Linked DNA regions of Homo sapiens: region 2 is linked to region 1. A link is a loop called in an ENCODE intact Hi-C map of the cell type or tissue named here. Cell type or tissue: CD14-positive monocyte. All regions are shown on one strand. Each heading gives the region's core, and the rest is flanking DNA. Links, peaks and the distances in the headings are about the cores only.

What was found. Hi-C counts contacts between places; a loop is a spot of excess contacts. Peaks named below come from ENCODE experiments on the same cell type or tissue, not always from the same donor. Only the 100,000 strongest peaks of a DNase experiment are listed, where the experiment ranks them.
Region 2: it touches region 1 in a loop (4-fold over the local background); 33 of 110 quality-filtered maps call a loop at or near these places.

Annotation. Positions count from the first base shown.
Region 1 is chr2:172,450,213-172,465,781 of GRCh38, reverse strand. It overlaps ITGA6 (integrin subunit alpha 6), which reads right to left. Exons shown (of 26, transcript NM_000210.4): 2 at 119-243. ITGA6-AS1 (ITGA6 and PDK1 antisense RNA 1) reads left to right here. Exons shown (of 2, transcript NR_157573.1): 2 at 1,208-1,520. PDK1-AS1 (PDK1 and ITGA6 antisense RNA 1) reads left to right here. Exons shown (of 4, transcript NR_199657.1): 4 at 1,208-1,516. Among named protein-coding and RNA genes, the nearest start is that of ITGA6-AS1, 8.0 kb to the left of the region's middle. RefSeq lists enhancers at 11,646-12,375, 12,247-12,416. In CD14-positive monocyte, for the core only: CTCF peaks have their summits at 3,358 and 3,561 (motif pointing right); a DNase peak (open chromatin) is centred at 3,551; H3K4me3 peaks cover 427 bases.
Region 2 is chr2:171,697,729-171,714,826 of GRCh38, reverse strand. DYNC1I2 (dynein cytoplasmic 1 intermediate chain 2) reads right to left here. Exons shown (of 18, transcript NM_001378.3): 4 at 8,263-8,280; 5 at 7,450-7,540; 6 at 2,001-2,060. Among named protein-coding and RNA genes, the nearest start is that of DYNC1I2, 19 kb to the right of the region's middle. In CD14-positive monocyte, for the core only: CTCF peaks have their summits at 8,337 and 8,536 (motif pointing left); no DNase peak of the experiment used is centred there.

The DNA.
Region 1 (15,569 bases), core at 1-8,000:
GATGCAATTAAAAGAAGTCCTCTCTACAAGAATAAATGTTTGTCCCCACTCTCCTCCCTCATGGAAACAGTACAGGCAAGCTGCCGGAGTGAACGCTGAGTGAGGGAAAGGAACGCACCATCGTTATCAAACTCGATCCGCGTGCATGGCCCCCGGGCGGTGATGTCGCAGCTGTACAGCCCTCCCGTTCTGTTGGCTCTCTGCAGTGGAAGCGCTTCTGCCCGCGGGGCCCCCACGAGCAACCTGTTGATGAAACAGAGACAATTTGGAGATTTGAATTTAATATACGTTTAACAGTTAAATCAGTCAGAACTAGGAGATAGTGGGATTATTCTTTGTCTAGGAGTCCACTAATTCTTCAACAGCTTAGGCAGTGAGTGAGAACAAATGTAGAGTCCTATGGCTGGTTCATGCAAAACGCACAAACACAACTAAACAGGGGAAGCCAAAGAGGGGATACCAAAACGAGGAAAATAGGCCTGTCTCTCATAGTATCAGCATTTCTTGCTGGGTATGATCTGGTGTTTAAAAGACACCCTCTTCAAAGAATACAACCTCTAAGCCCCTATGATGCCAGGGATATCATATGAAACTCAAGAGAAGAAACCAAATACTTGTGACAATGGAAGGAAAAAATGGCCACACTAAATGTAATAAGCAATAATATGTCAGTTTCTAACACTGTGCCTTCCTGAGGTAGTTTTCAAGGGTAATTCTGACTATATCTTAGATTTTCAGTTTATATACTAATTGAGAGAACCTAATGGTAAGTAAGATACAACTCGACTGAATTATTCACTTGCAGCCTTGGCCTCTTTCCAATTCTTTTTTTTTTTTCCCTCCAGTTTTATTAGGGTAGAATGGACAAATAAAAAGCAGATATATTTGAGGTGTACAAGTTGATGTTTGTTCTTCCAAGTCAGTTCTTACTTCCTTGCACTTTTGTCACATTACAAGAGTTCGTCCTCTCTCATCCTATCAGTCTCCCACAAAGGATTCAGGGACAACTGGTGTAGCTCCACTTATGTACTAGGCACTGTAATATTCCTTCTTCTCCCCAGCCGAGTGTTTTTATCTCCTATAAGGAGGCCCCCAGTCCAAATCCACAGTCCTTAAAATTTCACCATCTCACAGCTTGACAGGCTCTTTAGAGATCCAATGACCTTGTTGCTAGGTCTCTTTTGCTAACACCTTTACTCACCATCAGGTTTACAATCTTTGAGGCCTGGCTGACTCATGGAACAACTAGGACAAGAAACAAAGACAAAGAACACACACCTGACTGGACAGAGATAAACCAAGAGCTGAGAGTTTTGGAAACAAGGCTGGAGCTGAGGAAAAGGACTGGGAACACGAACCTGTACAAACAACAAATTCTTACAACAGAAAACAAGCCACTCCTGGCCATCAAGAAACCCACAAATCTCAGAAGCAAAAGCAAAACAAATGAAAATACAAACCAAATAGTCTCTATTACCTTCATGCCTGTTGGGTCCCAATAAAGGAATCATTCCAATAAAGGATTCAACATATTTTTTTTAAACCAATATCATGCAGCAGGTGCCACCGGAGGCAAGTGTACCTGGAAAGCAGGGAGGGGGGCCAGATGATGCCCAGACAGAGAAGGAGGGGTGGCTCATGGATAACACATAGCCCCAGCACTGTCCTTCCTCCCAGATCCCTGGACAGTCACAGTCAGCCCCCACCTCCAAACCCACCCTACATTTGAAGGAACAAAACAGCACACACCAAGGTACAGAACTGACACACAGACTTTTAAATTAGGAACTGGAGCAGTGTCCTTGGTGCCTGAACCTTCTTGACAGAGGACAGAGGCAAGGCCGGGGCCACAAGGGTCCCCACAGGTCTGCTCCACTCCTATTCCAGTGATGTCCCCGATCCCAGGAATGCCAACAAACAAGTACCTGGGAGGTGAACTGCCTAGACTATAAGGTGAATGTGTTAAATTACTGTACTTGGCAGATGTCAGAGGTGGAGTCATGTGGAGGGTGCTGGAAGGGATAAGTGGGGTGCCAGGATCAGAGGCCCAGAACCCCAGGACTTTCACACTGGAAGCCCCTGAGAGAGACCAGTCCTCCAGTTTTACAGATAAAGAAACAGAGGCCTTGAGGAGCTTAATTACTCATCCCCCAAGATCTCACAGCTAGTGGGTGGCCATGACAAAAATTATCTTGGTGCAATGTTGTCTCCATTTCTTTACAAAGCTGCTTAGGAAGTAAAACCCAGGATTTCAAGTTTACAACCTAGTTGAAAGGGCAAAACTTACACAAATAAAACATCACAACCAAAACTGTTCTGTATGCTGATAAAAGTTAAGATAATAGAGCCAAGTAGAGGGGAAGGAAGAAAAGCATTATTGCAGTTGGGTGGAGTGAAGGCTGGGTAAGAGATTTCCTGTAAAGGTAACCACCAGCAAAGAGAAGCCTAGAAAAAGCAGCACAGGAGTCCCATTGTCTTAACTGTGTGTCTTCCTAACCACTTCCTCTTCTCACCCACACCCAAGGTGGCTACTAAGTTACCTAAGGCAGGCACAGGGCTTATTTCCTGTTTATCCCATTCCCACATTCGTTCACCTATTCACTCAACAAACGCTGATTAAGAGCCTCCTAGGATGAATAAGGAATTGCCCCCACTCCTCAATCTCTGGCCTGGGGAAGCCTGATCCGTGAACAGGTCATGAGGTCATGAAACCACAGGGAGCTAGAGGCAATGAGAGGATGGTACAGAGTGCTGTGGGCACCAGCACCTGCTGGAGAGGAAGGGAGGATGTCACTAAGAGATGACAGCGGGACTGGAGGTGGCCAGGTAAGGAACACAGCATATGCAAAGGCTGCAAGGGAAGGAGCCAGAGAAAAGGGAGAAGAGGGACACAATGGGTGACAAGAAGGGGTCGAGGATCAGCAGCCTGGTCAGCAGCGCTAAAGGACGAAGGGTCAGAGACCCTCTGAACCCCAGGCTTCTGTAGCCTGCTGTGTCCTGCAGGGTACAGCTGCTTTTGGGTGTCCTGTGGTTTAAAAAGCTGTGGAGGTTGTCCCATTTACATGCCCAGTCCCTCAGAGTGGGTTGGCTTCCCTCAGCCTCTATCTGCCACTTGTTCTCCACTCTCTGTAACTAATACGTGTGGGACAAAGAATAGGCATTTAACTCGAATTTGTTGGCTGGTTACAGGGGCTGTGGTGACAAAATTTCACAAATGCCCACACCAAGCTCTTGCAGAAGAGGTCCTCGTGTCTTACATGCGGCGGCTACTGCAGATGACAGCAGACCACATGGCAGGATGGGGGCAGCAGGCTGGTTTGGGGAAAAAGGACAACAGATTCGAAAAGAGACCTGCAAACGACAAGAGAAATGTACCCACAGAGAATAACGTTAGCTGTTGCACCGCCTCTGGGCGAGCTCAGCCTGCACATGGTCCTGGCACTGTCCTTCCTCCACCTCAGGTGGTCCCACAGGGGATGGAGGAAGCAGGAGTGTTCCACCGCCCCTTGCAAATCCCCTGGGCAGCCGTGGGAGGAAGAGCTGACACCCAGCAGCAGAGGGCGCCCCTGCTCCAGTTGCGCCCGGTCTCCTGGGACCCACCGCGATAAGGTGGCAGAACCCATCACCGAAAGGTAAGGTAAAGCTACACCTTGATGAGAGAACACAGTAACCCCAACCACATTCAGCAACTGGAGGCGCCTTCATCCTCAAGGTAAAGCTGCCCTCCCTGGTTTGGGAAACAAGCAAAGGCTCTTAATTCGCCTGGAACCAGCCTTAAAGGCAGGAGATCACAGCCCATTAGCTGAGGCTGTGCCTAGCAGGAACAATAAATAAGGTAAATAGAGCTGTGTCCAAACAATGACAGCAGAGAACAACCTATCTACTTCCTAATCTAGGTCATTTAGGGTCTGGGTGCTGGTCTAAGCTGTTCAGGACATGGTTGGCTCCTGAGCTAGCAGAGTGGGTACAGGTCCAGGAGGGACAGTCTACACCTAGGAGGACCCTCAGCCCACACAAAATCCAATTTATGCTCAAATTCCAGCTTTCTTCCCTTTCCCTCCAAGGCCCTTAAATGCCAAAAACTGGGCCCAGGCCACCCAGATGGTTCAGTGTGAAAAGCAGGTACTCTCTGGGCACTACCAGGATGCTCACAGCAACTCCTAGGACCAGGGCAGCTGCAGCACTCATTACTGACCATCCCAGTACGTTTGAAGGAGGAAAGAGCTATGTGACAACTCGACCTTCAGAGCCACAGGGACCAAGGGATATGAGTTAGGGCCTTTGTAGGGAGGTGATAGAAATTAACAGAGCAGAGCCTGAGAGGTCTATTCCCATATGCGGTCAAGGCAAGAAAAACTAAACAAAGGGCAAGAATCTGGGTGTGAACTAAGATCATTTCAAAACCGGCCAGTGGACAATGACCTCCACTGAATTTTAAAGCTGCACCGAAATAAAAACTGCCTTGGGATTTCAGCATATCAGAAACCCACACTTAAAAGGCAAAACTCAAAACCACAAAATCATCTTTAACGATAAGAAATAAACACTGAGATACTAAAATGGAATGTAAAAATCTAACGATATAAGTATAACAGTAACTGGGAATATGATATAAATTCAGGTCTTTGGAGTCTAATCAGAGCTCTGGGCACAGAGACTCAGGACTCACTATCATGCTATGAACACAAGGTTATTTCAAAATTCTTCAAGTAAGCCACATCCGTTTCATATATTCAAGTTCTCCCCCAAAGAGAGCTGGTATACTTTTGCATAAATACTTCAAATCAAAAGTTCTAAACACTGGGACACTTTTAAAACTCCAAGAACAATGGCAGCTTTGCTTCACTGTCTTTGGCAATAATTCATTTCCTCAAGGATTAAAGATTCTGCCCCTAGCTATGCAAGCTGGTCAGAGGAAACATGAAATATTGCACCATTAGAACAAGAACACTATTATTGCTTAATTTAAAACACAGCCTGCTTAGTTTGTCCAAATTAAGACCTAAAAAGTTAGAAAGTAGCATTATGTGGCAATTGTGTCACCTTTACATTTAACCCATTTTCAAACTCAGAATTTAATTTTTGCTAAAGTAATAAGTACAAATGATAGGAAATCAAAAAATAAAAGACTTAACGGTAGAAAGCAACAGATTCCAAACTCATCCCAAGCCCCACACTCCGGACAAACCTCTTACTTTTCATTCTGGATTTACTTCTCCATAATTCTGGATTATTATATATGTATTGATTTATCAGCTTTAGGCAATAACTGTTGGCCCCATAATATGAAAAGGAAAGAACAAACTGCCACCTCCCATCCTATGTTTAATAACTAGATTTAGTTCCTCTATTTGCTACTCTGAGTTTTAAAGATTTAAACCTCTATTTTCCCTTCAACTTTTGACAGAAATCTTGATTCCCTAGTTAGTGAGACAAAGCTATGAGCATTTGGATTCTTCCTTCCAAACTTTCCTCTTAGTTTCTCCATGTCTTGCTATCTACCAGCTACACCTTTACACTTACAGGACCTATTACCACTTACATTTTGACTTTTAACCACAATTCAGTCATCTATTCTTTTACATAGCCAAATAAGTATTACTCAGTGCTGAACCAAACTGTATTCTGATTTTCCTTTTTCTGTCTGGGAGCAGTATCAGAAGCCCTCAGCCTCAAAAGAAACTGTTCCTAGCATTAAGGTCAAACAGACTTGCTATTCTTACATTCTATCAATTGCTTTGTGTACTTCACATTTGGACCATGACTCTTGCTTTCCTTGGCTTTTCTCATTGCCTTTCTTTTTTCTTCTATTGTTCACCTTTATCCAAGCCTCAATCTTCTCTAAGCTCCCAAGCCATACCCGCGTTAAATCAGGATCTCATCTTGGCTCACACTCCCTTCTCAGAGCCCCTGGACCTTTCTGCAGCAATGTAGACCTGATGTTCTGCCGGGCCTGCTACACAGGATCATGCTGGAACAGCCCTTCATGGCTATCCTGGGGTAACTGGATTTGATCTGGGATCTGATGTTCCCCCTTGTTTGAATTACTTTCTTAAATACTGTCCTAATAGCATATGACAGGTAAACTGAGTGTGACTCTGCATATACAAAAATGTCTTTATGCTGCTCTCACTCTTGATAGTTTGGGTGTAAAACTCCAGGTTGAAAAACATTTTCTTCAGAACCTTGATGGCACTGCTGTAATTAATTCTAGTATCCAGTGTTGCCAGTGGAAATTCTGGTGTTAGTCTGACTCTCAAAAGGGTAACTTCTTTTTTTTGAGACAGTCTCTCTCTGTTGCCCAGGCTGGAGTGCAGTGGCATGATCTCTACCTACTGCAACCTTTGCCTCCCGGGTTCAAGTGCTTCTCATGCCTCAGCCACCCAAGTAGCTGGGATTACAGGCATGTGCCATCACGCCTGGCTACTTTTTGTACTTTTATTAGAGATGGGGTTTTGCCATGTTGACCAGGCTGGTCTTGAACTCCTGGCCTCAAGGGATCCGCCTACCTTGAGGCCCCAGCTACCTCAGTCTCCCAAAGTGCGTGAACCACCGTGCTCCACCACGTTCTCTACTTTACCCAAGGCATTCTCAACAGCATGATGGTGAGCCTATGTGGGACCTCTTTCACTCCACAGACTTAGGACATGAATTTCCTGGAAACTCTTTTTATTGTGTGTGGATCGTTTCATTTGTATGTTTTCTGTCCTCTTTCTGAAACCTCTGTTAACTAGTCAGGTGGTGAACCTCCTGGGTTAATCTACCCTTTCTCTCATTTTCCCTCCTTCTCTGTGGTTCTGAGATTTTTCAACTGTATTTTCTGGTATTTATACTGACATTTTTAATTTCAGTAGTCACATTTGCAGTCTTCAAGAGCTCTTTGTTCTGACTGTGCCTTTTACATAACAGATCCTAATCTTATTCTGTGGGTTTAACATGTTCCCAAAATTCTAAGCATTTTGCCTAGAAGTTTTCCTACAGTTCTTTGTGTTCCTGGATTATCTGTTTCTTGTAGTTTTTCTGTTGGTTTGCTTCGGCCATTGCCTTTTATGCTGCTAGCTCTCATCACATGCCTGATAATCCCTGTTCTCTTTTGTTCTGATGTTGTATAAAAAGGTCCATTTCTGGCTCGCTCTCACCCTGAGCAGGAATTCTGAAAGGGAGTCCTGGGTGGGGCTGCTGACTCCAGGGATTCGCTTTAGGCTGAGTGGGTAGCCAGCTAGTTATCAGACTGCAAACCACTCTTCAAATGCCAGAATGAGGACAGCTTAATTCTTGGGGTCCCAGCATTCACACTAGAAGCCCTAGTTTTAGGCATTTTTTTTATTTCTAGTGTCATGACTTGGCCTAATCTACTTCTATAAAGACTTCATTCTTGGCCGGGTGCGGTGGCTCACACCTGTAATCCCAGCTATCTGGGAGGCTGAGACATAAGAATTGCCTGCACCCCGGAGATGGAGGTTTCAGGAGCCGAGATTGTACTACTGCACTCCAGCCTGAGTGATAGAGAAAGATGGTCTCAAAAAAAAAAAAAAGAATTCATTATTTTTGTGCATTGTAATCAATTTAAGCTCTGTAAAACGTGTACATGTCAACATTCCCCTATCTGCCTGTCCCCAGAAAGTGCTATGGGTTTGGTATTTTCCCCACAGCCAGGGTGTTAAGTGCCAGCAGCCCCTACTCCAGACAGAGGTAGGGAACGATGGAATCACCTGGTCTCTGTGGACCCCTGTGTGGTCCTTCACTTCCAGACCCACTCCTCTCTCCTAGTCCCTGCTTTACCTGATCACTCTTGGTTGGGGGGCGGGGAGGGGCACATGATGAACTCTAGACTTGGCTCCTTCCCCTGCTAAGGTCATAAGCCCAGATCCCATCTGCTTTCTGCTTCTTCATAATCTCTAAACTATTAGGGAGCCTTGAGGAGCCAGGAAGCAAAACCATATACCTAGTTTGCCATCTGGAACCACAAGTCAAAATACAATCATTTCTTGCATCAGATTTTCATCCCAGCCTAGCTTCCCCCCCAGTTTGAAGGGGGATGCCTTTCCCCAGCTGTTACCACAACGTCTCTCTTATCATGACTACCACTCCTCACATACTATGTATGCCTAAATAAATGAATATAACGGGGAAAAACATTCCAAACTTTTTTTTGGCTAACATATATATTTAAGCTTTATGAACGCAGATGAAAGTCAACTGACATTTGATCGTTTAAATTTATACAAACATTTAAAATCACACATACTAAACATTCATTTAAAAATAATTTTATTTGTATTTCATCAAGCAATTTTAATCAAACTCTGTATGTTTCTTTGATATTACTTCATCAGAGAGCAATGCCTAACCCAGTTTTCTAGAACATTTCCAGGATGTTTTAAAGTTTGTAACATCCAGTACTTGCAATTACGATGCTAAATCCTGAGGAATGAGTATTGAATGTGAACTAAATTTCTTTGCTTCTTTTTTTTTTTTTTTTTTTTGGAGACAGAATCTCGCTCTGTCACCCAGGCTGAAGTGCAGTGTTGTGATCTCGGCTCACTTCAACCTCCACCTCCCAAGGTTCAATCGATTCTCCTGCTTCAGCCTCCTCAGTAGCTCGCACTACAGGTGCCCGCCACCAAGCCTGGCTAATTTTTGTATTTTTAGTAGAAATGGGGTTTCACCATGTTGGCCAGGCTGGTCTTGAACTCCTGACCTCAAGTGATCTCCCCAACTCAACCTCCCAAAGTGTTAGGATTATAGGTGTGAGCCACCACAGTGACCTGCCTCCTTCTTTAAATTATTTATTTTTATTTAAAACCAAAGTTAACCTCTATCAGCATTCACAACTAAAATGGATTGAGGTCCTTTTAGATTAGCCAAGGTGTTTAGAACAGATGACTGTGTCATTCCAAAATAAAGTAGTCAGAAGGGCAGCTCTCATAAGAGAACAATTTTGTAATGTTCAAATACAAGGAGAATAATTTTGGGGTAAAAATAAATATTGCTTTGTATTTGGATTATAAAGAAAACACCTATTCTAGACCCCTACATCAGAGAGCTGTCTATGCTATGGGCACAGACATATGCTAGCAAGGGCACCTGGGACAATCCCTCTCTTCCTGGGGGTGCTGAGGCCCTTCCACACACAGGCTATGTTGTACTTAGCCATTTTGGGTCATCAGACCATCCAATGGAATGGTTAACGCTTCTAGCCTTAGCTAGGCTGGCCATATGTCCAGGTTTCCCCAGGACAGTCCTGGATCATACCTGTTGTCTAAAGATTGAACATTCACTCCACTCCCTTTCATTAAACGTGTCCTAGTTTGGAAGATGAATGATATGGTCACCCCAGGCTCGGATAGAAAGCTGGCAAAGAAACCTGACTGATGCAGCAGCTTGAATTCAACAGCACCACGCTTCAAATCTCAACAGTGCAGCTGCATCTGGCCCTGGTATGGTTTCACAGGCACAGGTGAGTTATTTTGGTCTGGGAAGCCATATGGCCAGTCTCCACGTGATCAGGATACCTGAGGGTAAGCTCATCTGGTCAAAGCTCACTGGCCTTGTAAGAGTCCCTCTCCTTTCCCGCAGCTTGACCCTCCAGGTATCCACTGACAGAAGTACTGTCTCTCCTCTGGCTGCAGGGGGAAGTGCCTGCTCTCTAAGGGCCAGTGATTAACAGGGAATGTCCACACCCTCTACCACTTCCTGGCTGCCCTCAGCAAACCTGGTGGCCTGCCTCGACTGCTTAGTCTTTACTCTCCTCTCTTTAGTTAAGGGTCCCCCCACTTCCCTGCCTTCCCCACCTGGTGAAGAAAAGCAGAGGAGGCGTTAAAGCTTGTTTGTGCGTTTATCCAAACCCTGTGCCTCTGCCTCTGTAAACTCTTCTCCCTTTAAACAAGAAGTCAATCTACCAGACTAACACCTCATATCAGGCTTTCTAGCCTATATGCATGTTGGTGTGTGTGTACTTTAAGTTATAAAAAAAACTATTTTCCTTATTTTGGTGACTGATTTGGAGATCTAAAAAGACATCTGAGAACTCTGTACTCACAACAGGTTCTATCCAGCAGTAATGAGCTAGGCTTCAGCAACTATTATTGTATTCAGTTTGTCCCATTTTATCAGTCCCAAAGAATCACTTCAGAATAACCTGGAAGGAAACTATTTCAGTATATATATGTTTTCCTACAAGTAGTTAAGATAAGGAAGGGACTTCTTTTTCAGGGAAAAGTCACTGCTGTTCACAACTATTTAGCAGCAGCTGCAGTCAGGGTTGGTGTCTGGATGTGAAATTCACACTCTTGCTGGCCCTTCTCCATGGGGCAGGGCTGAGAGGCATCTAGAATGAAACTTGGTGAGGGCACACATCTTACCATTTTCACCCAGCAGTTATCCCAAGCTTTGAGAGCAAGGTCTGGCACGTGGCAGGCCCTCAGTAAGTATTTACTGAGCAATATTTACCTGGAGGCATTATTAGTAAGAGCCACTCTCCACTGCTCTGTGAGCAGCAAAGCAGGCACCAGAGGTCGTCACTGCCAAGTGACTTGGTGGTAACACCCACCTATGCAATGAGACGTTGAGTTGGGTAGGCAGGATGTTTTCTATTGCTGCTTTAACAAATGGCCGCAAACTTAGTGGCTTAAAACACAGTTATTATAATAGCCTTCATCTTATCTTACTATCTCACAGTTCCTTAGGGCCACAGGCCAACCCAGGTCTCACTTGGCTGCATTCCTTCCTAAAGGTTGTAGGGGAGGATCTGTTTCCTTGCCCTTTCCAGCTTTTTTTTAACTTTTATTTTTGGTTTGGGGGTACACATGCAGGTTTGTTATGCAGCACAACTCGTGTCACCGGGGTTTGCTGTACAGATTATTTCGTCACTCAGGTACTAAGCCTAGTGCCCAACAGGAAAACTTTCCCTGACTCATGGTTCCTTCTTTCATCTGTAAAGCCAGCGGGCGAGCATCTTCAAGTCTCCCTCTTCCACATTACAAGAACCACTGGGCCCATTTGGATAATCCAGGATACTTCCCTGATTTTAACATCAGTTGATAAGCAACGTTGATTCCTTCTGCAACCTAATGCCCCTTTGCCATTTAACCTAATGTAGCAGCAGGTCTGGAGGGTCAGGACATAGGCTTCTTTGTGAATAGCATCCTGCCATCCACAGCAGGAAATCCAAACAGCCTCTTATTCACATTCAGTTGTGCTCAGACACCAAGAACTCAGATCCTAACAATGGCTTAGGTAAAAGTATTTCAGGTTAGGTATTTCCAAAGGGCACATTCTGGGTTAACCCTCTCCATCACTCTCTACTCTTTGAACTGCAGTGGGCTTCTTTCACACCCCTCCAACCACCACCACTCTCCTGGCTCAGGACCTTTGCACAGTTTCTTCTTCTCTCCTTCAGGCATCCTCCTACTCACCCCTTCATGTCTCTGCTTAAAAACCTTCCCCGAGGCAGGTGGATCACGAGGTCAGGAGATTGAGACCATCCTGGCCAACATAGTGAAACCCCATCTCTACTAAAAATACAAAAATCAGGTGGGCACGGTGGCACGCACCTGTAGTCCTAGCTACTCGGGAGGCTGAGGCAGGAGAATCACTTGAACTCAGGAGGCAGAGGTTGCAGTGAGCCGAGATGGCACCACCGCACTCCAGCCTGGGCAAGAGTGAGACTCCATCTCAAAAAAAAAAAACAAAACAAAACAAAAAAAAAACTTCCCACTTTCCAGGCTAGTTCAGGTCCCATCTCTTATAATTATCATTTGCCTTTCCTGCACAGCAATGGCCACAGTTAGTGATTATACGACTGTGTGTGAGACCATTTGCTCACTGTCCTTCTCCCTCCCCAGAAGGTCAGCTCCATGGGGGCAGGGGCCACACCTGTCCTTGTCACTGTTGCATCACCTAGCATCCAGCTCAGTGCCTAGCACTTACAGGACATCCAATGGTTATTTGTAATGAACAAGCCAGGTAATTTACACAATTAAAAGACAAACTCCAGTATTAATAATTCCAACACAGCAGACTTAAAACTTTGAGAAACCTTAAACCATTTCTAAAGTAAATCCTCTAAAGGTGGAAGAAAGTAGGGAATATCCCTGTCAATGCCCCTGCCCAGGAAAGTATCTTGGATTATCCAGATGGGCCCCATGCAATCATCCTTCAGCCCAATACCAGTAAGCCACATGCTCCTTCGAAGGCTCTAGTTCTTAAAAACAAACACAAAAAACCTTTGTATTCCATGTATACTGTGATTTTCTTTCTGAGACAGGGTTTTGCTCTGTTGCCCAGGCTGGAGGGCAGTGCGTAATCATGGCTCACTGCAACCACCTCCTGGGCTCAAGCAATCCTCCCACCTCAGCCCAAGTAGCTGGGACTACAGGTGTGTGTCACCACACCTGGCTAATATTTTGTATTTTTAGTAGAGACGGGGTTCTACAGTGTTGCTCAGGCTGGTCTCGAACTCCTGAGCTTAAGCGATCCTCCTGCCTCGGCCTCCGGAAGTGCTGGGATTACAGGTATGAGCCACTGCGCCCAGCCCTGTACTGTGATTTAAAAAAAAAAAAATTGTGTAACAGTTAGATTATAATTAACATAGCATTGTTTTAAACAAAAAGTTTTGTCTGCAAATCTCTGAGTAAAAGTGATGTAGAAATGCCAGCTGCCAGGTTGAGAACACGACCTTTCACTCTCCACTCTTTCATTCAGCAAACATTTCCTGAGCTCCTTGCTAAGTGACTGCTCTGCCCTATGCTGTGACGGGGCCCACCTCCCTGCCTTAACTAGACTTATTAAAGGAGGCAGTGATTCTAATTTCCAGCAATTCCTACTGAGTAATCCATTTATAAGAGCTGCAAAGGAAAGAGGGCTCTCAAAATCAAATGCTTACTAACAGCTTAGCCTTACAGCAGTTTACTCCAAATACCCACACCACATTTGAGAAACCAAAGCTAGGGCTGAGGAGTTTCAAAAGGCAACTCCAGTTAATGCAGATGCCCTTATCTGTAACTTACCCGGTTACAAACGCCAAAATGAGTCCATTAATATGGGTTTTGAGAGAACACTTAGGAAACTTCAACTTGGCAGACGAAGCTTGAACTTTGTTTCTAATTTTATACTTGCAGAACTAACAGCACTAGCAATTTTGAATGTTGGTAACTGGTTTTTGGATTCCCCACATGGCTACTTATAGATGAGAAAATGCAGGAGAATCACCCTATTCCTATTGATGGGGTCACCACCTGGAGCTGGTCCACCAGGCTCTTTGTTCGCACTCCCACACTGTGCAAATGCTGCCCATTCTCCAAAAAGCACGTGCCCAGCCCCCAATCCCCTCTATATCTCAGCTGAAGCATCACCTCCATTAATGAAGCCTAGTCCTTTCCTGCCTCGTGTGTTGCTTTGTTGCTGCTCACACCTTTAGACAAGACTTGCTGCCACTGACTCCCACCAGTCCCTGTTCCCTGGAAGAAATCAAGGAAGCCCACCTTGATCTCATTTGAGCTCCTAATTTTACAGAAATAGGGACAAAGGTTCAAAGGGAGCCTCACAGGTCGCATGGTCAACTACGCAACCTGCATTTAAGGCCTCTGGTAGTCAAAGCAATGAACCACCTATAAAGAACTGGAAGGTTGAGGGAAGCCGGAGAAAGAAAACGGACTACATTCCACCTCTTTCTAAATCAAATTCCAAAACCATATTTCATTACAACATCTACAAGAAATCCCTAAAATGTCAAGTTCCTTCACAATCTTAATAGGTAAAATTACCAAAGTAAAAATGAAGGGAGGAAAAGACGATAGAGAAGATAATATAAATATCTTTAAGTACCATGTGATTTCAAAAAGAACAGGTTTTTGAATCATAAAAGTAGATACTAGAACAGTACACCACCACTCCCCTCTGTCCCTCGGATTATTAGGAGTTTGCAGGAGCTCGCAGCAGACAGTGAAAGTGGCCACCTTCAGGCAAAACACAAACATAAGGGTCGATCACGACAGCAAGGTAGATGGATGTACAAGTCAGTCGATACTTGCCAGTTTCTCCTCAAGTTTGCTGGTTGCTCCTCTCTTCCACCAGCTCTTAGACCTTTTCCTCATCTCTAGCTGCGCTCTCATCCTGTGGCTGGAAACACCATCCATTCACTGATAACTCTCAAAACACCTCTTTTCAGCCCCAGCCTCTCTCCTAACTCCATACTCAGATATTCAATTGCCTAGTAAACATTTCCACTTAACATCTCATATTTAACACATTCAAAATAGAACTCAGCTTCTCCCCCAGCCAGGCTTGCCATAAGCATTCCCTTTTTTTTTTTTTTTTAAGATAGTCTCGCTCTGTTGCCCAGGCTGAAGTGCAGTGGTGCGATCTTGGCTCACTGCAACCTCTGCCTCCTGGGATCAAGTGATTCTCCTGCCTCAGCCTCCCGAGTAGCTGGGATTACAGGTGCCCACCACCACACCAGGCTAATTTTTGTATTTTTAGTAGAGACAGGGTTTCACCATGTTGGCCAGTCTTGTCTTGAACTCCTGACCTCAACTGATCTACCGGCCTTGGCCTCCCAAAGTGCTGGGATTACACCACCGTGCCCGGCCTCCTTCCCTATTTTTATTTAAAAATTTTTTTCTTTTGAGACAGAGTCTCACTCTGTCACCCAGGCTGGAGTGCAGTGGTGCAATCTTGGCTTACGGCACCCTCCGCCTCCCAGGTTGAAGTGATTCTCATGCCTCAGCCTCCCAAGAAGCTGGAATTACAGGAATGTGCCCCCACGTCCAGCTAATTTTTGTGTGTGTATATATATACACACACACAAAATATATTTATATATACAAGATAAATATATTTATATTTATTTAAATTTATATAATTTATATATAATATAAATATATATTTGTATATAAATATATAAATATATTTGTATATTATATAAATACATAAATTATATATATATTTTATATATATATACACATACATACAAAATATATATATATTTAGTAGAAATGGGGTTCCGCCATGTTGGCCAGGCTGGTCTCAAACTCCTGGCTTCAAGTGATCCACCTGCCTCAGCCTCCCAAAGTGCTGGGATTACAGGCTTGAGGCACCATGCCCGGCCCCCTTCTCTATCTTACTAAATGTACACCATCTACCCAGGTGCTCAGGCCAGAAACCTAGAAGTCATCATTGATTCTTCACTTGCCCTTATATCCCACGTCCAATGCATCAGTAAAGTCTACAGGCTCTACCTCCACATTTTACTCTGACCACTTCTCAGTAGTTCCTTTCCAGTATTCTCACTGCCAACTTTAATCCAGTTTGTGATCAACCCTTTCATTTGTGTTTTGCTTCAAGGTGGCCACTTTCACTGTCTGCTCTGAGCTCCTGCAAACTCCTAAAACAAAGGCCTGAGTCACCATCACATCATACCTGAACAACTATAGTATCATTCTAACTGGTTTGCTTCTACTCTTGTTCCACCCGAGCCCGTCCTCCACATCTGTTCTTTGCAACTGCTGTTCTTTGCACATCTCAGGTCATATCACATCATTCCTCTGCTTACAGCCCTCCAGTGGGTT
Region 2 (17,098 bases), core at 4,353-12,352, 760 kb after region 1:
ACACTATCAATTTGGACTTTAAAATGAAATATTTAAAACTTTTAAATCTCTAATCTCTGCATGATCAATACTGTCCTTGATTCACATTATGGAGAAACTAAGGTCCAGATATTCTACACTTAGACTAAAGTGACAGATCTTTTGAATACCATAAATCTACTAAAGTCACTTCTGTTTAGAAATACAGGGTATACATTCTTTTTTGACAATGGAAGAGAGCTGTGGCTGAGGAAAATGAACCAAAAGAAAAATATATTTTATTAGCTATCTGGGAGATCTTTTATTGGTTTTATTAGATGTTTAAATCCTAAACCAAATAAAGTACGCTTCCAGACTCCCAAAAAAGTTCTCAGTGATGAAGCTGCCTTAAAAGGATATACAATAAAGACACTGCTGCAACTTTCAGAATATAAAGCAGGCTATCGCTGGTAATATAACTTTTTTCTTATATAAATATTCTTTTCAGTTCTATTTAGTAACTAAATCCAAGTCCTATACAATCTAATAAAGCATAACAAAGTACTATAAAGTATAATAAAATTAGTACATTTTAAAAATTAATGTTCCAAAATGTGGGCCATAACAATTTTTTAATGTCTTTTCTAGTTTAGAAATAAAAAAGAAAGGGAAAAAAAAAGTATAGTCAAAGAATTAAGTGGACAATTTAAGTAATCTGAAGTAATCTAGAAGTCTAAGAATAAAATTTGAAATAAGAAACTTTATATTCTGATTTTTAAGATGCAAATTATATAAAAAGTAAATCACTCACATAGCTGGAAAAAAATCGTCAAGCCAACAATATTAGGAATCAATTACCAACTTGAATGCATACAGAGTCTAACAGAAAAAACCATAATACTAAACAAACGAAATATTCCAAGATTTTATAGGAGGAGGTGGGTAGGGAAGTAATACCTCACTTATCCAAAAGCCACTTTTACTGAAAATAAGGAAGCAATGGGAGGCAGGAGGGGGAAGCCTCAGTGTGGCCACTACAGAGGGCTTCCAGTTCAAGTACAAGAAACTCATATATTTTTCTTACATGCCTCAAATCAAGGCTTATTTACCTTACTTTAGACACAATTCCAAAAGGTATATTCATATGTTTTTGAAGCTGTAAATTATCAGGGGAAAAGGGCTATCTGAGTCAGGCAAAATGGCAGCAGCAAACATTTATAATTTGCATTAGAATCTAGAATAAATAACTGAATGAATGAATGGATGGATAATCTTATCTCTATGTCAACAAAATTAAAAAACCATACATACAGCTTACAACACTAACTTCTAAAAGAACAAGTTTTAAAACTCTAAAAAAGAGACATACAGAAACTATAAAGCATTAGTTTTCTAACGTTTCACTAAGAAAATATGCCAAAAAAAAAAGCAAAAAACAAAACAAAAATAAAAGGAAGAAAGAAAAGAACCTATTTATTTAACCTAGGGGCTCAATGACAATTATATTAAGAATATTCATCCATACATTCTATGAATAATCTATTAATCCATTCATTCACTCATTTATTTATTCTAGATTCATGAATAGTTTTATTCTAGATTCATGAATAAATAGTAATGAATGAATGAACAGTGTAAGGACCAGCATCTCCATTATTCTCAAAATCTTAGAAATCATCAGTGAATTTTAATACAGAAAAATAAATTAATATTCATATCAAGTAACCCTGAAAAGGTTCAATTACATGTAGAATATTAGAAGAAGTCTGAGAAGTTTTTTAATACATCCTACAAAACTTGTATTAAAAACATAGAAATAATTTTAAACATTTGGACACTTAAATGGACTCAGGGTACATAGAACATCACACAGAATATTCTTTCACTAAAGATACTGGATAAATGAGGTGTCACAGTAAAATATAACTCTTGTCCTTACTACGTGATACAATATTATAAACTTAAGCAAAATAAAATTAGGACAGTTTCACAAAGAATCAAATTCATTATAAAACAGGGAAGGTAAAAAATCTATTCAATACCCCAAATCGGAATCTGAGTGAAGCTGAAGAACTGATGGATCTGTATCCCAATGCAGCGTCCTAAATGGTTGTAGGACAACCATGAAGCATTAGCAAAAAAGGCCATAAGTTAGTCAAGCAAATACATTCTATGAATAGCTAAAGCTAAAGTACTATTCACAATTAAAAAACACATGTTCTGGTTAGTATTAAAAAAAAAAAATCGAAAACAAAACAAGAAATCCACCAGGTCACTCAATCATCTAGTGCATGCAATAGGCTTCCTATGGTTAAAGATGCAAGCATACAACCCAGAATAGTTAAAAGACATTATTTGCAGATTATGGGAAACTAATATTGTATAATAATAGATCTGCTTTAGAACAACTAAAGTCAGACAACCCAAGTTAATTATTTATGGATAACAAGCTAGGCTATAAAATGGTTGAAATTTTAAGATTCCTAATGAAAACAAACACATTAAAACATCTTGGTTAACATATTCTAATCTTCCCCAAAGCATTACATGTGTGCAGGAAATTGTCATACTGGTAAAGGAAATGAGTCAACACATAAGCCTTTTGGTAATAAAACCAAAGACTATCCCACTGGGATACAAAATAGCTAAAGTTTCCAAAATGTGACCCTTCTGTAATTTATGGGTTAAGCACCGCCTTGGGCTTACGTATCATCTGCTTAAAGAAAACAACTAAAGATTTCTGTCTCTAGGAAAAAAATAGATTTTTCCCTGGAAAAATATTTTATGTTCAAATGTCAATCCTAAATATTGAGTTATAAGTTTTAGCATCGCCTGCTGGCTAAGTAACTTACAGAGGATCTTTTCCACTTAAGCCAAACTTAGTTACTAATAGAACAAAAGGTGCTTTATCATACTGGCATTTATATAGGTTAGCAATATATAAGATAATTATGTATGGTACTGTATAATGCTCATAGTCCCCACTAAATAAAGTTAAGCACAATACATTTAGTATTACCATTTTTGTCAAATATATTTTTCACTTATGTAAGACATTATAATTTATAACTAGTTTTAGTTGCTACAATGTTTTAATACAACAAATGGTTTCTCTACCTGCCTATATAATTTATCAAGAAAAATAGTAATGAATTAATCTAGAGAAATCCTTCATTTAAAAAATATAAAGAAAGATCTTGGAATTTAAACAAGGTTATGTGTATGCAATGTAAGAAGCAGCCACAGTGAAGATCTACTTTGTACTAAGCAATGAATAGCAACAAGCTTAGGCTTTGTTAAATCAAAAGTTCTATGAGATGGTCTCCAAGGAATGTTCTGTCATTTACATTATGTAAGAGCTCTGTTATCAATGACATAAAATTCCTTGTTGAGGATGTCATTTTAGTCTAAAATCAAGTAACACTGTACCTCAAAATACAGCCAGTACTGAAAATGCACTGGACATACCTGTACATTATTACATTTATTAGGGGCATCTTCAGGCACATAGAGTACAATTCCAAGTACAAAGCTTGAGAAGTAAACTGATCAAAAATGGAAAAATGGGCCAGGCACGGTGGCTCACACCGGTCATCCTGGCACTTTGGGAGGCCGAGGTGGGCAGATCACTTGAGGTCAGGAGTTCGAGACCAGCCTGGCCAACGCGATGAAACCCCATCTCTACTAAAAATCAAAAAGTAGCTGGAAACCATCATTCTCAGCAAACTATCACAAGGACAAAAAACCAAACACCGCATGTTCTCACTCACAGGTGGGAATTGAACAATGAGAACACTTGGACATAGGAAGGAGAACATCACATACCGGGGCCTGTCGTGGGGTGAGGGGAGGGGGGAGGGATAGCATTAGGAGACATACCTAATGTAAATGATGAGTTAATGAGTGCAGCACACCAACATGGCACAAGTATACATATGTAACAAACCTGCACATTGTGCACATGTACCCTAGAACTTAAAAGCATTAAAAAAAAAAAAAGTAGCTGGGTATGGTGACACACACCTGCAATCCCAGCTACTGGGGAGACTGAGGCAGGAGAGTTGCTTGAACCCAGGAGGCAGAGATTGAAGTGAGCCGAGATCACGCCATTGCACCCCAGCCCGGACAACAGAGCAAGACTCTGACTCAAAAAAGAAAAAAAAAAAAAAGGAAAAAAGGAACAAGAGGCCTGGATTACCCCACTGAATAATTGTTCCTAAATTTTTGAGATAACAAATGTAATGCAGCTTCCTAATCTGCAAAGTTAGAGAGAGATTATTTCTCACGACCTTTTATATTTATTCATAAATTACCACCAGTCCCAAAAGAAATTCTTGGCACTTAGAGTGATTCAAACATGTTTAGACAGCATATTTTATAATGTCTTATCTATTCCTACTCCCTGAGTGTATTAATCTTAGACCATCTTAGCCAACTGAAGTTGCACGTACAGGTGCATGCACACATCTCACATGTCTTCATGTATTTTCCTATTATATTTCTTCTAATTGTCTTTATTCTTACATTAACATCGTGTTTGCTCAATATGAGTTCATTAGGTTTCATTCTGAGACCTGGGCACTCTTTTTAAATGTCACATATTTAGAAATGCATTATTTCACTGCCAATATCACCATCACAATATTAATTACCTCTATGAAAGCTGGATATGATTTAGTAGAATTCATCATTTTCTATTACTCTGTGTGTGTGTGTGTGTGTGTGTGTGTGTGTGTGTGTGTGTGTATATATACATAAAAATGAATATACTCAGCCCTCTTGAAAATTAATGTTTCCAAGTGAGTCTGTGCTCTCAAAGGAGACAACGTACATATTAAGGTTAAAAAGATGTGGCTGGGTGCGGTGGCTCAAGCCTGCTACCCCAGCACTTTGGGAGGCTGAGGTGGGTGGATCACCTGAGGTCAGGAGTTCGAGACCAGCCTGGCCAACATGGTGAAACCCTGTCTTTACTAAAAATACAAAATTAGCTGGGCGCGGTTGTGCATGCTTGTAATCCCAGTTACTTGGGAGGCTGAGGCAGGAGAATCGCTTGAACGTGGGAGGTGGAGGTTGCAGTGAGCCAAGATCGTGCCACTGCACTCCAGCCTGGGCAACAAGAAGGAAATGCCATCTCAAAGAAAAAAAGAAAGATGTAAGGTCACCTCACTCAAAAAGAGGATTTTTCTCTCCGTTAAACTCACAAGAAACCAATTTTGTATTCATTATCTAACAAGAACAAATACTTTAAAAAATATTAACTATTTGTTTTTGTGTTTTACAATTTATCATTAAAAAAACTATGCTTCACACTAAACATAGCACACTACCCTTAGGGCTTTCCAATAAAGTCAACAGTATCTTTAAATTAATGATGTAATCACTACAATGTAAATTCTATGAAAGCAAGGACCATGAATGTTTTATCTTCTGTGGTAAACCATAGTATTTTAATAAAGTTGGTAACTTAATATTTGTTCTATACATGAATAAATATTTTTCTTACCATTATTACTCCCTGTATTAATTTACAATATTCTAAAAGGTCTCTAATAATCTCTGGGTTGTCCATAAAACTCATGGGGACATGTTTTAATTCACATTAATTTAAAAAACTTAAGTGTCAAAGTACTTTTGAAAGCAAACTTGCTGACACTGAATTAAAATAATCTACTATTCAAAATCAGGAACGATGAGTCATAATGTACACAGTATAGTATCTACATAAAAATAATGTATAATATCAAATAAAGACATTTAATAAATATAGTAATTTTTAATCTTGGGAAACATTTTTACTATGGTAATGTTGTAGAAGGGAAAAAAAAACGCTTTCACTTAAAAATGCCAGTTGATTATTAATTGTCTAAAGGAATAGTGGCTGGGTGCAGTGGCTCATGCCTATAATCCCAGCACGTTCGGAGGCCAAGGTGGGTGGATCACTTGAGTCTGGGAATTCGAGTCCAGCCTGGGCAATATGGCAAAACCCTGTCTCTATAAAAAATACAAAAATTAGCCAGGCATGATGGTGCGTGCCTGCAGTCCCAGCTACTCGGGAGGCTGATGTGGGAGGATCGTTTGAGCCCAGGAGGCAGAGGTTGCAGTGAGCCAAGATTGCGCCACTGCCCTCCAGTCTGGGTGACAGAGACCCTGTCTGCAAAAAAAATAAAAAATAAAGGAATAATGACATATTTGTATAAAAATATAGAAGCACAAAATATGAAAAAAAATTTTAACCCTATAAAAATGAATTTACACTAGACAAATTGTCTTTATTCTGTAATGCATACTATTTTATAAGGTAATAACATTATTTCTAAAAAGAAAATTTTGATTTTCCTTAAATGAAAGAGTTATGTCATTTTCCTCCAAAGATAGTATAGCTTAGATTTGTGATTTTGGTTCTATTTGGAAAGCACTTCTCAAATTCAAGCTGGCAAGCTTTATGTGCCTTTTAATTGTTAATGATAACCTGATTATTCAAGAGCTGATTGAAGTATTGAGTTTACAGATCATCCAGCCACCTTGCTTTTTTTTTCTTGCCCTGTCTTTTAGATATTTATTACTGGTTTGTAACTTCAACTAGAGGGACTCAGGCATAAAAAGCTTAAAACTTCTAACAGCTTATGTCTTATTAAAAGGTGTGTTAAGAGATTTTCTTGGTGAGGACATGCAACTTCCTGGCCCAAAATAAGCATTCTTAATCAGCTGTGGATTTTGACTACCTATGTTTAATTTCATTTCAGAAGTCAAAAAGTACATTTAATACTCACTATTTTGTGTGTGTGTGTGTGTGTGTGTGTGAGAGAGACAAAGAGGAATAAGTAGTAATACTTTTCCCAATATGATCTTTGAAAGAAAGCTGAAATCTTACTGAACTTTTGAAAAGCAAGTCCCAACATGTATGCAGGATCCTAAAACAAACACGAAATGTAATTTTACAAGGAAGATGCAAGTTCAGGAATGCTTGACAGTAAACATTCTCAATGTTGTCCTTAGCAGTTATTCCTTACTCTTGACATTTTATGCATTATTATTCTCTATCTTAATTAGCAGAACTAATGACTTAATAGAACAGAATTGAACTGTTTAACAGAATTGTTTACATTTTCAATTACTGAATGGGGAATCAAGCACAAGAGAGAGGTTTTACACTATTTACACCCAAAACATTCACGTAATAACCAACAAAAAGTTTAAACAGAAAAATCTAAAAGCATTAATATCTCTATTTTTAATATAAAATAATTAGCATAAAACCGGTTGACTATTTAGTACTAAGTTAATTAAATGTGACAGTTAAAATATTATTAAAAAAAAACAAAGAAACCTTTTTTTTCTCCCAGTGTCCAACAGAGAATTTCTATGCCATTTTAGATTTTAAAATGTTAGGACTAACTCGACACAACTATTTAGAGTCCCTTTAAAGTATCAACAGTATTTGGGCACTGAATGCATTCTATCATTAAAACATTAAAAGGAAAATTACTGTACCTAGATCCCACGGCGCCATCTCCAGAGTCTTGGCTTCCAGCTTCACTTGGAGTGCTCACAGATTTGGAGGATGGAGACATAGGAGGAGGGACTAAATAGTGAAATAGACAGGTATCCGCTGTTACTACACGGAGAGGTTGCTCAGCTTATGACGTTTCAAAAATAATTTAATGAAGTAATTAACAAAAAAGAAAAAAACAATGGCAAACCAAAAATCAAAAATATATGAATGAAAATGAACAGCAGAAAGAAAGGGGAAAAGACAAAAAGTTAACAATGCATGCTGAAGATTCATGCAATTTTTCTGGCAAAATGCATTTGAGCTTTATAATTTTTTTAAAAAGGCAAGATTATGGAAGGATGCATCTTCATCTCATCCATCACCAAATGTGGCCACTAATTTTCAAAGGAGAGCATTCCTTCTCCCCCTTGTAACTTTTCACTTTTAATATCACCAGATTATAAATATTATTTACAATTGCTGCCAAAATTCAACTCTGAAATATGTTTCATTAAGTTATTTAATCTCTAGTTTCTCAAGATTTATTTTAAAATATTAACTTTTGTCTAATAATTTTTTCTTTCAAAAAGTAATGTTTAAAATGATTTCACTGCCTCCCCCCCAAAAAAAGATATCAATTTAGAGAAATGACTGCAGCTAAAGGAATGGCTCCTTTAAAATGTTCATTAGTTTCCAGCAATTTGGGTGAAAAATGCAAACAGGCAATAAAACAGCATGCCTTCTAGACATTATGCATAACATAAAGTGATGCATGCAAATAAACAAGGCAAGACTTATGGGAACTTCCTTACCCCAGTATTCAGAAAAAACTGAAGTGTACAGACAAAGATACAGACACCCAAAATATTCTTAATCCCTTCTTATAGAAAAATACACATTTTTCATAGTATATAAAATAAACAGCAAGTGCTTTCCCCTAGATCCTCAACTTTTAACATTATATAACAACAGCTGAACGTGCACATTTCATGCTATGACATTTGTAAAACTTTTTGATTACCGTTGCAGGGAGTATAGGAGGATCATCACTGCCATCTTCTGGTTAAATTTTATCATAAATGTCCCCAATCCCAAGTATCTTTTCAAAATAATTTTTCAGTGTATGATATTAAGTGACTAATACAGTTTATGTTGAGCTGAAAGCCCTTCTTTTAACAGTCTACTGAAAAGAAGGCAAGTTCCTAGTTATATAGGAACTAAAGAAATAAGTATTTAATTAAAAGTCTGTGTTTTTTAGGATAGTCACATTCATTGAACCTTAAAATTATGTCTAAATGTTTATACACGCTGCAGTAAAAACAGTGGGCTTGGTAATCTATCAAAATGTATAATATATTATGATGGCTCACATCTTAAACATAAGTATAAAACTGATCATCCTTATTTTTTCAATGGTAAATTCTAATTGACACCAATAAGATTATAAGAAAAAAAAATCACAACTAGAATATTTCTTTCCTAAGATACAGTGGCTAACTGCTTAAATTTCAAAGGACTATAAAAACTTCATCAATGTTTCTAATATTGTGATTAAATGTGTCAGAAACAACTATAAGACCAGATAGCTTCCTATAGTTTACATGTAGGTGGCACTGTGCTAGGTGCTGTATGTATAATTCAAAGTACCTAAAAATGATTTTCATCTAAAGTAGAAGAATATTAATGTCCCTTAATTTATCTTAGGTTACATTTCTTCATTTTTTGTCCATCTTTCACTGTGAGGCTTCCCCTAGTCTAAGTCCCAACTGATATAGGACTAGAGTAATACTTAACAGTTGTTTGCCTACTGTGCTGTAAACACAAATAAATGTTTATTAAATTATAGTGAGGCACCACAATGTTTTCAAGATTTTTAAAGAAGAAATTTTGTATGCTTTAAATTACATACCTAATTTCATACTCAGAAAAACAATTTTTCCAAGTGTACATATCAGAGGTTGGAGGAAAATTAGTAAAATTCCCATCAATCTATTTGTGATGAACTACAGAATTCTTTTTCAGTTTAACATGCTTTTCCCCCTTTCTGATGATTTCAAGTATCAATGACTCCACTGAACAAGTTCAACAGTATTTTACTTGGTTAAAGACTACATTTTTAAAAAATGTTAATCAAAATTCTTTACAGAAACAGGCTAAATACTAATTACACAGATAAACAGATACATTAACAGCCAGTTCTGAAATAAAAGTTTCAGAAATAAAAAATAAAAGGGTGATGCTACCATATTATCACAGTTTCTTAGCCAAAGCCAAAATAAATCACAGTGACTTCACATTTGTAATTATATAAATATCTCCATCCCAGAACTATCTTCTTTCTCCCAAATATAGGTTCAAGCCAAATGATGGAAAAGACTCTATAAAGGACTCTTAGCTATTATCTGAGCCACAGCTACATTTTGCAATAATAAATAATGTATACCACAGAAGGGACAATCCTAGAAAAAAATTACTATCATTACAAAAGGAGGAATATTAATTTTTAAAAAGGGGAATGATAGTGTTATTTGGTAACTGCTACATTTTAATCCAATTAATCTAGAAAAATCAAAGAATACTAGAATTATGCAAGAAGGCAAATACCACTATATTCCCAGACTTCAATAAACCCCTGAGAACAAATGAATGCATGCATTCAGGAGGCCAAAACAAAACAGAAACACTAATCAACTCACAGGTTCTCAAATGTAAGAAAAGACTCACTTCTGGAATTCATTTTTAAAGACAGTTTGTAAGTCTAATCAGCCTTGAAAATAACATAAACCATTACTAATTAATTTTTGCCAAGTATCTGAGATATGATCTGCTTAGTAAGAACAGTGATTCAATCAGATTACCTTTACTCCACAGTTCTGCACATAAACAGCCTAAAACAGGTTTTAAATGGTATAAAGTAAAGGAATTAATATAAACATAGGTGAATATGTTAATGAATTTCAGCTTCTTAGAAGTTTAGAGCACAGATACCTATTCTCTTCTTTGACAACTGTCACAGAAGAAAAAAAAAAAGAAAAAAAAAAAAAGCTAAACCATGGCAGTCACTGATCATGTAGGTAATGTGAGAAAGACTGTACTTCTTTAACTATCCAGGACAAAAAGGCAATCAAGAAAGCCTTTCCTACCAGCTTAGACCTTGTCCTTCCAAGGATATAAAATTAACACTGCTGGCTTCTGGCCTGTGAAGAAACAACTAGAATATTTTTAGACCACAAAGGACCTGGGAATGCACCTAGATTTAGAATTAGCATTAAGTCTGGGTCAACCACTCAGAACTACACAGAAGTCTCAAGGGCAAAGGATGGCACATAGCTGAATTATTTTTCAAGTAGAAGAAAGCCTCTGGCAAGAAGGGGTTTTTATCAGGAAGAAAGACCTGGAAAAGGTAGAAAGCTAAGGAAGGTGAATGTAGGGAATGGGAGTGTTGGTAGAAGACTGTGAAATGGAAGGAGTGAGCTTTTGGGATGCGTGGAACCCAAAGTTGTGAAGTCTCTTCTAAGGTCATCAATGATACTCAGTACTCAAACACAGTCCACGTTACAATAATGCCCCCTTCTGGACACAAGTGTTCTTAGCCCGGAATATTAAAATTTAAATAACTACCTATTTTTCATACCTTACTTTTTTTTGACCTTCTGAAAGATGTTACTTTAAACCTTAACTCTCTGAAATATTAATTTCTTCCTTCCCCTTGCTCTTTCTCTTCATAATGAGGTTTAAATATCCTCTACTAATCTCTCGTAAGAGTTTCATTTCCTTTATTCTCCTTGTCAATGTGATTTAGAGCATTACATTAAAAAAAAGAAATTAATAAGTGAAAATAACATTTTAGCTCGGGTGTGATGTGTCATGCCTATAATCTCAGCACTTTGGGGGACTGAGGCAAAAGGATTCCTTGATCCTAGAAATTTGAGACAAGCCTGGCCAGCATAACAAGACTCTGTCTCTACAAAAAATCAGCTGGGCATGGTGGCGCATGGCTGTAGTCCCAGCTACTCAGGAGGCTGAGGCGGGAGGATTGTTTGAGCCCAGGAGGTCAAGGCTGCAGTGAGCCATGGTTGCACCACTGTATTCCAGCCTGGGTAACAGAGTGAGGCCCTGTCTCAAAAAATAATTAAATTAAACAATACGATTTAGTTGTTGTCCTAAAGCAGAATGGCTTTAATTCGCCCTTACCAGGCGGTAAGACATGACCTAGTAATAATGGAACAAAAATTTAGGTGTCTAGCCTGTGATGGCACCAGAGGTAAAAATGTAAGTAATATATTCTCCTTGCTCTCAAGAATCTCTAACAAAAAGTCATCAAGTTGCCAAATAATTAAGAATCTACCAGTAGGCAGGGACAGTGACTCATGCCTGTAATCCCAGCATCTTGGAAGGTCAAGGCAGGAGGATCGCTTAAAGCCAGGAGTTTGATACCAGCCTGCACACTCAGCCTGTAGAGATGGGTGAGTCCCCATTTCTACAAAAACAAAAAAATTAGATGGCTATGGTAGTGTGAACCTGTAGTCCAAGCTACTTGGGAGGCTGAGGTGAAAGTACTGCTTGAGCCTGGAGGTAGAAGCTGCAGTTTGTGCCACTGTACTCCAACCTGAACAACAGAGTGAGACTGTTTAAAAAAAAAAAAACTACCAGCAAAGAAAAGTTATGAGAGGTTTGATTAGCTGTATCTCTTTTTTCTTTAAACCAATTGTTTTTAGTAGGAAAAAAAAATCCACTTTAGGAAAACAATAGATTGATTTTTTAAAATAAACCCAGTGTTTTTATACTTCTATGCTTTAAAAATATTTAATAAGGAGTACATTCTATATTGAAAAGAAAAACAAGTATCCATCCTAAGTCATGATACAAAATAGATTTTTTACTGTGGTTTACTGTCAAAAAAGGTTTGAAAGCCATGGCCTTCATCCGTATCCTGTATTTTTCAGGCCAAATTACAAATAAATACTGGACTTGTAGGCATATGTTTTAAGGATTATGAAATGCACTTAGCCTAATTTTCTAACGGTAATGAGATCTTCAGAAAGCCTTTAACCCTTCACAGGTTCCATTATAATGGTAAATCTGCCAACAAGAAAGGGAAACATCATTTAGAAATAAGAACCTCAAAGAAAGGAAAAGATGTAGATCTAACTTGGAAACTTAAATTCTTAAATCTAAATACAGTGTTAACCTTTTCTGGGAAGGAACAGCCAACCCTTTGTTCATAGCTATTTGGAGAAACTGGTAATTCAACTGTTAATCAGCTCATGCTGCTTTGATAAACACAATCTCACATGCCTACACATTATTGAAAATTTCAAATAGATATCATAAGCTAAATAAATTAAAGCAATGACATTTGGCTTGTTTTTCAAAGCATATTTATTTACTGCTCCCTACAATGTTCTATCTTGACCAGAATTGAGTCTCCACTCTTAATTACTGACAGCTAAAAACTCTGAAGTCAAATAGTTCACAACAGATAAGCTAATATTTAATCAAGAGGAAGATACTATTCCGCCCCACTCAGAAAAACCTTTGTTGAAAATTATGCCAGATAGTATACTCTGTAAAAAATTTTTTATTAATAATCTATTTATAAAATGACTGGAGATAAAATATGCTACCTTCCCCACTGTCTTATAACTAATCCAAATACTCAACAAAGTTTAAATCATATATAAAATGTTCTTCAAAACCTTTCTATAGCCAATCATGTTCACTAGGGACATTTTTATTTTAAAAAGTAGCTACTTAACTAAATTATCTCTCCATGGCTTAATTTAGTAATAACATTAAACTAACAGTATGAAGTTTAATGGTATCTTTCTTCCTTCTCCCTTTCTCTCTTGTATCTACACTCATAAACAAACAAAAAAAAAGTTGGCATAAAGAAAAACAGCAAGGGGCTGGGCACAGTGGCTCACACCTATAATCCCAGCACTTTGGGAGGACCAGGTGGGTGGATCACTTGAGGTCAGGAGTTCGAGACTAGCCCGGCCAACATGGTGAAACCCCGTCTCTACCAAAAATACAAAAATTAGCTGGGCTTGTTGGCAGATGTCTGTAATCCCAGCTACTCAGGTGGCTGAGGCAGGGGAATTGCTTGAACCTGGGAGGTGGAGATCGTGCCACTGCACTCCAGCCCGGGAGAGAGAGCAAGACTCCGTCTCCAAAAAAAAGAAAAATAGCAGGGGAATGATCTCTTTTAAAGTTTATAGTCTAAACATGCCCATTCAAGATGAATATAAAAATACAATACTAATACTACAATATTTACCCCAGCAAAAAGCTTGTTTTTGAGTTCAAATCCATTAAGATAAAATCAGTTTGTTATTGGCTACAAATGGTTTATCAAGACATATTTTTTATTTTAACCAACTTTTCTCAGAGTCAACTCTCAAAAATCAGAGTCACCTAAGACAGGCTATAAAACTAGGATAATTGGCCAGGCACAGTGGCTCACACCTGTAATCCCAGCACTTTGGGAGGCTGAGTAGGGTGGATCACGAGGTCAGGAGATTGAGACCATCCTGGCTAACACGGTGAAACCCCATCTCCACTAAAAATACAAAAAATTAGCCGGGCGTGGTGGCGGGCGCCTGTAGTCCCAGCTACTTTGGATGCTGAGGCAGGAGAATGGCGGGAACCCAGGGGGTGAAGCTTGCAGTGAGCCAAGATCACGCCACTGTACTCCAGCCTGGGCGACACAGCAAGACTCTGTCTCAAAAAAACAAAAAACAAAAAACAAAAAAACTAGGGTAATTGAAAGCTGGTTATAGTTACGATTAAACAAGCCAGTCTTTAGTCTCTACAGTAGTTTGGTTTAGTGACCCATCTAAGACACTATCCTGCTTAAAACTCTATTAAAATGCCTTTCATCACTTATAAGGCTACGATTTTTTTAAATGTTGAAATCTCTCAGAAAATCCCTCAAAAATTTGTGACTTTGATTTATGGGTAAATTCTCTGTGAATGTGGGCTGGACTTAGTGTTTCTCTTCCAATGGACAGAATGTGGCAGAGGTGATGCTTTGTGACTTCCAAATCTAAGTCATAAAAAGGACAGTTTTCTTCTGACTCTCTTTTTCTCTTCGATTGCTCACTCTGGGAGAACCCAGCTAACATGCTACCAGGATACTCAAGTAGATCCGTGGAGTGGCCCACGAGGATGGGAACTCAGCTGTCCCACTAGCAACCAACACCAACTTGCCAGCCATGTGAACGAACCACCATGAAAGCAAGTCCTCGAGCCTCAGTCAAGACTTCAGATCACTAAAGCTCTAACTGAAATCTTGACTTTGACCCAATGAGAGAAGTTGAGCCAGAACCACCTAGCTAAGCTGCTACCAAATTCTTGACCAGCAGAAACTATAAGAGATAATAAATGTTTATTGTTTTGGGGAGAAAAAAACAGACATAAGAAGAAATAGAAAATCTGAAGAGACTATAACCATTAAAAAAACTTGAGCAGTTAGGGAGGCCAAGGCGGGAGGATCACTTGAGGCCAGGAGCTTGAAACCAGCCTGGGTAACATAGCGAGACCCCATCTATACAAAAAAAAATTTTTTAAACTAGCCAGGCATAGTGATACCTGCCTGTAGTCCCAGCTACTTAGGAGGCTGAGGCAGGAGGACTTGAGCCCAGGAGACTGAAGCTACAGTGAGCTGAGATCACACCACTGCACTCCAGTCTCGGCCACAGACTGAGACCCTGTCTCTAAACTGCACCCCCGCCCGCCGCCACACACACACACACACACACACACACACACACACACACACACTCCAAATGATGAATAACCCCTGCTCTCTACTCTCTGTAGAAAAAAGTCATAATCAAGGCAGTTTTAAAATGGAAATCTAATGAGCTTTTAAGAAACAGGCATCTTTTATAAATTATTCTACAAAATAGCAAAAGCAAAAACTGACCAATTTATTTTAAAACCATAACCATGATGACCAATGAACATGGATAGTATAAGAAAATCAAAGGCAAATTTCATTCATTAGTACATATACAAAAAACCCTCAATAAAATATTAGCTAATCTTTTCCTTTTCTTTTTTTTTGAGACGGAGTCTCACCCTGTTGCCCAGGCTGGAGTGCAATGGCGCGATCTCGGCTCACTGCAACCTCTGCCTCCCGAGTTCAAGCGATTCTCCTGCCTCACCCTCCAGAGTAGCTGGGATTACAGGTGCCTGCCACCATGCCCAGCTAATTTTTGTATTTTTAGTAGAGACGGGGTTTCACCATTTTGGCCAGGCTGGTCTCGAACTCCTGACCTTATGATCTGCCTGCCTCGGCCTCCCAAAGTGCTGGGATTACAGGCGTGAGCCATCATGCCCAGCCTAGCTAATCTATTTTTAAAATACATGCAGGCCAGGAGTGGTGGCTCACACCAGTAATCCTAACACTATGGGAGGCTGAGGTGGGTGGATTGCTTGAGCTCAGGAGTTCAAGACCAGCCTAGGCAACACGGCGAGACCCTGTTTCTTTTCTTTTCTTTTGAGACAGAGTCTCGCTCTGTCACTCAGGCTGGAGTGCAGTGGCGCCATCTCGGCTCACTGCAAGCTCCACCTCCCGGGTTGACTCCATTCTCCTGTCTCAGCCTCCCAAGTAGCTAGGACCACAGGCGCCCACCACCACACTCGGCTAATTTTTTGTATTTTTAGTAGAGATGGGGTTTCACCATGTTAGCCAGGATGGTCTCGATCTCCTGACCTCGTGATCCGCCCGCCTCAGCCTCCCAAAGTGCTGGGATTACAGGTGTGAGCCACCGTGCCTGGCCTGTGAGACCCTGTTTCTACTAAAAATTTAAAAATTAGCTGGGTGTGGTGGCAGCACATGCCTGTAGTCCCAGCTACCCGGGTGGTTGAAGTGGGAGAATTGCTTAAGCCTGGGAGGCGGAGGTTGCAGGGAGCCAAAATCGCACCACTGCATTCCAAAATGGGTGACAAAGTGAAACCCTGTCTCAAAAAATAAAAAAAAGAGATAAAATACATGCAAAAACTCATCTGCCATGCCTAGAGGTGACTATGAGTAATTAAAGCAAAAAAGTAAACATGTCTCCTGCTTTTCTAACATTTAGGGTAACCAAAACCCCTAGTTATTGAGAGAAAGCTCCCCTTTACAGAAGAGCTTTAGCCAATAAATGCAGAAAGAATGGCAGAATTACAAAAACAATGCTGCAACTCTTAATTAAATAACTTAGATGAGGATCATCGATGAGTATTAACACCATCAGATAAAAGGCTGATAAAGAAATTAATAGTCACATAGTGCCCAAGTATCACCCTCAGATATTACCTATTAGTCACAAGGGGCTAATTATGATGGAGAGATCAGGTTATCACAATTGTAACCCAATAATCAAGCTTAGCATTGCTCAATAGCCAGAGATGTGCTACTAATATGATACAATATGAAGGACACAACATCACTTATGAGATTTTCTTGCCAAAAAAGTTCAGCCTAAAGTGAATCAAGCTTCTTTTCTTTTCTTTTCTTTTCTTTTCTTTTCTTGAGATAGGGTCTTGCTGTGTCGCTCAGGCTAGAGTTCAGTAGTGCGATCATGGCCAGCACCTTGACCTTGCAAACTCAATTGATCCTCCCACCTCAACCTCCACAGTAGCTAGGACTACAGGTGC